Regions from separate parts of the Homo sapiens genome. Here region 1 is linked to region 2. The links are chromatin contacts, found by Hi-C or POLR2A ChIA-PET in ENCODE. All regions are on one chromosome and are shown on one strand. The core of a region is the stretch at or near the end of the contact, and the rest is flanking DNA. Distances in the headings are between cores, read along the strand shown.

The links. A loop is a pair of places that touch in the nucleus more often than their neighbours do. ChIA-PET counts read pairs that join two places held with the same protein, here RNA polymerase II (POLR2A). Pooled maps may share reads with other maps.
Region 1: a loop to region 2 is called in a map of K562, with 5 times the contacts of the local background. The contact joins the enhancer-like site here to the promoter of MXD1 in region 2. A Hi-C loop is called at or near these places in 1 of 168 maps with a recorded cell type or tissue (K562), 1 of 37 single-sample maps with no recorded cell type and 2 of 50 pooled maps. POLR2A ChIA-PET finds 5 or more read pairs at or near these places in 2 of 52 experiments (PC-9 and activated CD4-positive, alpha-beta T cell).

What each region holds. Positions count from the first base shown.
Region 1 is chr2:69,564,054-69,568,130 of GRCh38, forward strand. The region is part of intron 2 of AAK1 (AP2 associated kinase 1); the gene reads right to left. Among named protein-coding and RNA genes, the nearest start is that of SNORA36C, 46 kb to the left of the region's middle. Within about 2 kb of position 1,463, at least 5 of the 41 ENCODE cell types and tissues checked have a DNase peak (open chromatin) inside an H3K27ac peak, as active enhancers do.
Region 2 is chr2:69,912,762-69,916,968 of GRCh38, forward strand. It overlaps MXD1 (MAX dimerization protein 1), which reads left to right and starts at 2,348. Exons shown (of 6, transcript NM_002357.4): 1 at 2,348-2,642; 2 at 3,360-3,459. The coding sequence starts at 2,570. LOC124906176 (small nucleolar RNA U13) reads left to right here; the gene lies at 1-38. RefSeq lists enhancers at 1,512-1,561, 1,574-2,179, 1,662-1,771, 1,872-2,071 and a silencer at 2,722-2,951.

The DNA of each region.
Region 1 (4,077 bases), core at 213-2,712, 350 kb before region 2:
TGGTGGCGCATGCCTGTAATCCCAGCTACTCGGAAGGCTGAGGCAGGAGAATTGCTTGAATCAGGGGGTCGGAGGTTTCAGTGAGCCGAGATCACGCCACTGCACTCCAGCCTGAGTGACAGAGTGAGACTCCATCTCAAAAAAAAAAGAAAAAAGAAAAAAGAAAAGAAAAGAAATTAAGACTAAATGAGTGCTACTATTTAAACTGGGTTCCTCCAAGCCCTAGGATTACAGAAGGTACTTCAGTGGCTGCACGAGGAAAAACTGACCTCCCTCCCTTACAAGGGTAGGGCTCTGTATACTGCTTCCTCCTCACCTTCAAAGTAGCTCTACTTTTAGCTGTGTAATTTTGGAGAAAGGCTAGAAAAAAAAAAAGGAGCAATTCTGCTACAAAGGAGAGAAAAATTTACCCCCCAAATATTCTACAGCTCTAGGTATAAGTATTTTATAAAGACAAAAAGACTACACCACTACAAGTCATGCAAATAGCCCTCACTTACATGCCTACCGAAGGTGTAGATGTGTACAGGCAGCTTTTAGGGAAGGAGCTATGCCCCGCTTCACCTTGAGACATGTAGTATTCCTTTAGAGCCCAACAGGTTAAGTTCGAATCCTGGCTCAGGTAAGCTACAATTTCCCTGAGGCTGTCCTCTTACCTGCCAAGGGCTTTCACTTCATGCTAAAGCCCTTCTTCTGACATGCAGGCTATCTGACCACGTGATTGTATCAACCAGCCCCTAGGTCATAGTCCTTCAATCAGGACTGTGCACCAACTCACAATATCCTCCCCACCCCCACTCCTACCTCAAAGCTTTGGGGATGATCAAATGATAAGCAAAGCACCTAGCACACAGAAGGTGTTCCTGCCTTTCCCTTCCACCCCCACCTCCCTGCAAAAACCACTTTGTATTTGTATGATACATTACTTATCATAAAATTCTAAATCTGGAATATCTTCTCGAGATCAAGAGCACAAACCCAAATGCCTGAAGAGCCAGGGAGATCACATAAAGGAGTGACACAGTCCAGCTTTAACAAAACGTATGGAGGGTGTGTGATGACACAGACTCACTGTCAGGAAGATCACAGGGAGGAGTGGGGCCGGTGGCCCTGAGAAAGTTCATGCCCCTGCTCATGGGGCAGCCATTCCTCAATGCCAGCCAATTGCTGTCACGAAGGAACGTGGGCTAAGAGTTGTCAAGTCTTTTGACTGCTAAAAACAGCTGGATCTTTAGGTGAGAGCTCCTGATTTAAAAATCAGGCAACAAACTTTTAAAAATCTCTTAAACCTTGTGCAGTTTAATGAAAACACATTTCTAAGCTAGGACTGAACCAGACAGCCCTGCTTCCATCTTTACAAGGGCCTGTGAAGTCAGCAGGTCATGTACTACAACCTCCACTTGACCAACTGGGAAACTAAAACACAGTGAAAAGCCTAAGCATCCTCCTTAGTACTGCCACCTAGTGGCCGGACCAGGGCTAGACTGCAAGGGTGCCAACTGGTGTCCCCTCTCAAGCTGCCGTCCCCTCCCTGCAGCAGCAGATCATGCAGGAACACCTCCACTCCCAGGGAAGGGAGAAGAGAAATGGCACAGTGAAAGGCAAGAGGGACTGCCCACAGCTCTGCCTGTCTAGCTGATCAGGTGGGAGAGTGTCCTCTCCATGGTGAGAGCTTGGGTGTACCATTCAGGTGGCAGAGTATCCTCTCCACGGTAAGAACCTGGGTGCACTATTCAGGTGGGAGAGTGTCCTCTCCACAGTTAGAACCTGGGTGCACTATTCAGGTGGCAGAGTGTCCTCTCCACAGTGAGAGCTTGCGTACACTATGCAGGTGGCAGAGTGTCCTCTCCACGGTGAGAGCTTGGGTGGACTATTCAGGTGGCAGAGTGTCCTCTCCACAGTGAGAGTTCGGGTACACTGTTCAGGTGGGAGTGTGTCCTCTCCATGGTGAGAGCTTGGGTGGACTATTCAGGTGGCAGAGTGTCCTCTCCACAGTGAGAACCTGGGTGCACTATTCAAGTGGGAGAGTGTCCTCTCCATGGTGAGAACTTGGGTGCTCTATCCACAGCATCTGTGAGCTCCCACAAGGAATGACCCCCAAGAGGCTGATCAACACCCATCCACAACTTACATTGAAGACAACTTTGCCAAAAGCTTCGGAAGGAACAAAAGTTTTCAAAACTCTAGAACAGATGGCAAGGAGCACAGCAAAGCTTTTTCCAGGAGAAAAGGTCAATGCAAAGCATGTGTCAACACTGATTTCAGTGGGGGCTTGGGGTTTGTTTTTTTAATGTCAATCTCTCCTCACTTGCCTCAATTAAAAATCATCATGTGCCAGCTCCTTCTGGAGAACATGTCAAAGCAGTCCTTTCCCCAAGCAGATAGAACACCCAGATGGGGGATGACTTGAGGTTTTCAACTCCCTCTCTCCCCACTCAAGCTGTGGGCACAAAATCAGAGACTGGCAAACGGTGGTGGTTGTGGAGGTGGTACAGAAACATCAACAGAACCCAATCGAGGCCACAGCCCAGGCTGAACATGGCACACTGGCCTGGCTATTGGTTCTTTCTCTCCAGGACTGTTATGATTGATTGGGGAGGATCTCCAGCTCAGGAGGTTCTTTTTAGGGGTTTGGCAAGAGTCTCCCTCCTCCTCTCAAAAATTAATTTTCCAGGAAAAATACTTGCCTGGAACAAAAGGGAAGAGTTTAAGAAATCAAGTTGGTTCACATATACCAGAGACTTTTTGATTACTGCACCTAGAACCACAGCACATTGGGCCTGGGCTATCAGCTAAGGCTAACCAAGAAAGGGCCTTTCCACAAGCTACCCGCCCCCACCTTTGCCGTACTGCTGCCACAGAGTTAGCTATCTGGCAAATGTAGAGAGATATGCTGAAAGACATCAGAAACTTAATATCATTTGAAACTTCGCAATGGCTTCTCACCCCTCTTAGAATAAAACTCCAAATACTGACCAAGGCCCGCAATTCCCAGAGTGATGTGGTCTCTCTCCAACCTAGCTCATACACCTCCACCTTCCAGTGCTCACTCTGTTCCAGCCACAAGAGCCTTCTTTCTTCTTCAGCATTGCTTATGCTCCAATCTGCCTAAGGATCTTTGCACATGCTTCTCCCTTTGGCCCTTTCACCCCATTCTTGGCCTGAGCCACTCCTAGTAATCATCCTTCAGATTTCAGGCTAAACGTTACTTCCTTGCTAAGCCTTTCCTGATGGTCCCTGGCCCTCACTCCCATATGATTAAGTTCTTTGGTATACACAGCACCCTCTACTTTCCCTCCAGGACATACCATGAATATAATTAAATACTTATAGGGTAATTCCTGGTTGCATGCCTTCTTCCCCTGTACACTCTAAACTGCACAAGGGCAGGGACGATGACTGATTCACTGTGGCATCTCTGTCACCCAGCACAGTGGCTGCTCCATAGCAGGTTCTCAAGTGTTTGTTATACAATGTGTTTGCTGAGTACCATAAAGGATACCAATAAAAAATTTTAAAAAAACAACAAAACTACAATGACAGCAACAACAAAAACCCTTACCAGACCTTCAGAAGGTTAGAGTCTAGTATGGACTAGAAGGGACATATATTAAGAGAACATCCTCTTGGTGAAAAGGTAGAAAAACCCTGCACTGCTCAGCCTGGCACAACTGAGCAGTGTGAGACAGGACTGAACCCTTCACCCCAGGGCAAGTGCTCAAGGTGGAACTTTAAGGGGAGCTTCACAGAAATCTCTCTGCTGTCACAATAATAAATACTTGTCCTACACACTATTGCTTCTTTCAAAAATAATAATTGTGCTGGAAATCAAAACGCTCTTCAGTTGAGAGGGAAAAGAAATGAAACACCCCATGCTCGATCCTGAAGCATCCCTTGCCTAAAGGAATGGAGAGCCTCTTGGGCATAAATTGTGCTCATCCCTCTAATCCACCGGGGCCACAATCTCCTAGTAAGTGATGAGCAAACAGAGCAGCAGAGGTCAGCCGGAGGGAGCAGCATCGGTGCTCACATGTGTCAGTCCCCACCCATGCTACAGACCTTCAAGCTGTGGCTCTG
Region 2 (4,207 bases), core at 1,098-3,597:
AGAGCTTGTTACAGCGTTAGTACATTACCTGTCTGATATGGAGAAAAAAAACTGTTATATTTCTACCTTCATTTCCAACTTTGTATTGTGCTTTGAAAACCTTTACCTTCAGTATGTGTATTTCATTAGTATTTTCATAAAGAATCAGTTTTTAGATCCAGTTAACCACTGAAACCAGAATATGCCTATATGTCAGGCATGATTTACTACATGTTTATTCTATTTATTGAGTTGATTTAATTTTAGTGGGTTTGTGGACATTAAAAAATACATGTTTAATATTTCCCACCATAATTACATTTACACCTTTGTCTTTCTTTTTCTTCAGTACTTGAGTTGTCAGTGTTTTGTGACTCAGTCTGGAAATCTGTTTAAACCACCTTGTCTTTATACAACTACCAACAGGAGGATTGGTAATTTGGGCTCTGGGTGAGACATACATAGGTTCAGTTTCCATGTCTGCAGCTGAATGCATGACAGGGAAAATCATTTAGCCTCCCTGGGCCTCAGTTTCTTCACGTGCAAAATGTAATTAACACAACCTACCTCATGGGGTTATATTGAGGATTAGAGATAATGTAGGTAGGATACCTACACATAGTAAGCTATTATATATTGGCAACAATAATAAACTTTTAAAAAAAGAAATATGTTCATGCTTTACTCATTTGTATTTTGGGGACTCAACCTACCAAGAACTTTATTTCTACTTTTAAAATTGGAGATGTCTGTCAGTACATTGGCAGTGTAGCTTGGTTTGCCAGATAGCTTTCATTTCAAAAATTTTAATAGGTTTAGGGACCGATCTTTAACCTTTTTAGTTCTGTATACGTAACATTCTATTAAGCATTTATATTGGTACCACCCCATGCGGAAACACACAATTTGCAGACGTCTTAAAGAGTATTCTTGGCCGGGTGCGGTGGCTCACGCCTGTAATCCCAGCACTTTGGGAGGCTGAGGTGGGTGGATCACCTGAGGTCAAGAGTTCGAGACCAGCCTGGCCAACATGGTGAAACCCCGTCTCTACTAAAAATACAAAAATTAGCCGGGCGTGGTGGTGGGCACCTGTAATCCCAGCTACTCAGAAGGTTGAGGCAGGAGAATCGCTTGAACCCGGGAGAAGGAGGTTGCAGTGAGCCGAGATCGCGCCATTGCACTCCAGCCTGGGCGACAAGAGCAAAACTCCCTTTCAAAACAAACAAACAAAAACAATAATCTTGTGAGTGTTTTCATCTAGAATTAAAAGGGAGGGGAAAACCCCAAAAGAGATTTAAGCAAAGAATCTTAGGGTTTAATGCCATTCTGTAGGTTCAGGAAGTCTCTGAGCTTTAAAAAGCCGCTCGCGTGAAAGTAATTAATTATTCCATCACTTCCCGGGGGTGGAGGGGGGTGCGGAAAAGGCGCATGAGCTCAATGCTGTATACTGCAGCCCGATTCCAGCTCTTTCTTGAGGGCAGAAAAAACGCCGAGCGGCGAGCATTTAACAACGGCCGGCTTTTCTTCTCAAGCCCCGCAGCAGCCACGTGGCGCCTGCCCTAGCTCCCGGCTCACCGGCCACTAGCCTGCACCGCTCTTCGGGAGGATTCGAGGCTGGGCCCTCGCCAGCCCGAGTTCCGCGAAGCCCAGAACCTCCAGGGCCGCGGCCACCAGACCGAGGGCTCCGGCCCCGAACCCAAGCGGGGCAGAGCGCCCAGGCGACACGAGGTGCCAGCCTTCCATTCGATGGACGCCTGGCAGGTCCCCGGAAGTTTTCCCCGGGGACAGGTCTTGGCAACAGGTCCGAGGCAAGGCCGGGTGGAGCAGAGCTCCGCAGCGGCTGGTGAATCAGCGCCGCCCAGCGCCGGACCGGCCCTCCCAGCCAATGCCAGACCCGGTGAGGAGCAGCCAGGCTGCTGACCATCAGCCACTTAGGGCTCGCCTGGCCTGGAGAAAGGTGACATCATCGTAGCTGGGAGGTTTCCGAAGGCTTCACCAATGGGAGACCGGCGAGGTGCTTGCCTTCTGCAGCTCTTGGCCAATACTAACAAAGCAAAAGGGGGCCCGGGTTGTTGGTATAGAACCAATGGGAAACAAGGAAGGAGCACGAGGCGGAGTTGCGAATCCTGTCACCAGTTGGAAAGAGGGGGTGGAGCCCGGGCCTTGTCAAGTGTGACCAACCAGCGAGAGGAGCGGACTTTGCGGGGTGGAGCCCTGAAGCCCTCTCCCAATCGCACAAGTGTAGGGGCGGGGCATTCTTTGGGGGGCCCAATGAGGAACGCGGCCGAAGCTGGCCTGTCAAGAGAAGGGGCTGGGGGCGGGGAGATGGTGAGTCGGGGATAAACACTCCGCGGCGGTGGCGGCTGCTGCTCTGCTCCGGGTTCTGTCACTGTGTCGGCGGTGCCCAGCTCACTGGCCCCCTCCCTCTCTTGTCGAGCGTGGTTGCCAGAGAGGCTCCCTCAGCCCTGCTCCGCGGGGTCCACAGCGGGCTCCACAGCGGGCTCCATAGCGGGCTCCACAGCGGTCCGGCGGCGGCAGCGAGCCCGTGGGCAGTGGGGGTTGGTCCCGTGGCTCCGGCCCCCGGTGCAGAATGGCGGCGGCGGTTCGGATGAACATCCAGATGCTGCTGGAGGCGGCCGACTATCTGGAGCGGCGGGAGAGAGGTGCACGGGGACGGGGAGGGGTCCACTCGAAACGAGGCCGGGGGTCCTGTGGGGCCGGCCTCAGGTCCGGGCGCCCAGCCGCTCCGGGGGTGGTTGGAGGCGGGGAGACCGCGAGCGCTCCCAACCCCTCTGGCTCTCCCCACGCGCGGTCCGAAGGGAAGCCGCCGCTGCCCCAAAGCAATGAATGGGGTGGAGAAGGGGCTGCCGCCCGCCGGGGTCCCGAACGCCGCCCCTTCCCCAGCCCTTCACGAGTGGGTGGCCGGGGCCCCCTCCGATAGCCTCCCTGGTTTACCTCACCCGGGCTGGTCCCGGCCGGCCCCCAGGTGGGCCCGGCGCCCCAGTCTCCTGGGCAGAGGAGCAGCGCCTCCCGGTCCCCGGCTCACGGTGCTTGCCCCGCACCTTCGCCTGAGCTGGTTCCACTTAACCCGCACCAACCTGCTGGATGTAGCCAGTGGGAAACCCAGGCTGCGTGAGCCTAGCCACTACTGTGTCTTTCTCAACAATGAGCAGCTGGAATCCTCCTTACACCTGCTCCGAATTGACGATATTCACACAATTTTTTTTTAAATCATTGTTCTCAGAATTCCACCTTACTCCATTTAATTATTTCCACAATATTCTTTTAAAGATAAATAAAGGAAAAAGGAAATACTGTAGAGAGGAGAGAGCATTAAATATTCTGGGCCCATTCATTAACTGGATCCTCCTGTTTTCTAGAAGCTGAACATGGTTATGCCTCCATGTTACCATACAATAACAAGGACAGAGATGCCTTAAAACGGAGGAACAAATCCAAAAAGAATAACAGCAGTAGCAGGTAATTTGGTAAATACTTCTTTCTGTCTTTTAGATTATATTGTAGGTGACACAAACTGCTGAATGTAAGTTTTCTGTTGTGATTATAACCCTATAAAATTACATTGTGGCCGTCATGATTCAGTAATGTACACATGGACTTAAGCCATTGCAGGAAGCTGTTTCTGTTTGGGTTGAGGGAACTGAAAAGAAAAATAGAAATGTTTTACATTTCTTTATGAACTTTATTCAAAATTTAATTTCACTTTTCTTCCCTTTTGGAACAAAAAAATCTGTGGAAGCTTCAAGTGAGATTAGCAATGGTGACAGTATTTTCCCTTCAGAAGTTGCAGATTCAGGGCAAGTTTTCTATAAGTCAAAATGCTGGACATTATCCATTTCTTTTACTTTTCATAGTAATGATTTTATAAACACATTAAAGTACCTGACTTGGCATAAGTGATAGGATCTCATACTTGACATGTAAATTAAATACAGTGGTTTGTTTGATACTCTAATTTGTCATCTCTATTTGTAATGGCAAAGAGGAATGATTGAGGTTAAAACCTACCTCTTTAGTGATAGAGGAATATATAATACCAAAATATTAATATGCTACAACTTTTCCATGTTAGCCTTATCGATTATCTTATACCGTAGTTCTTAAAAGCTGTGAATCTCACTGGAGATTTGGTTCATGGTCAGTTAAATCACATATTAAAGTCCTATGCATAGTTTCTGGTACATGCAAATAGTCCATCAATGTTGCT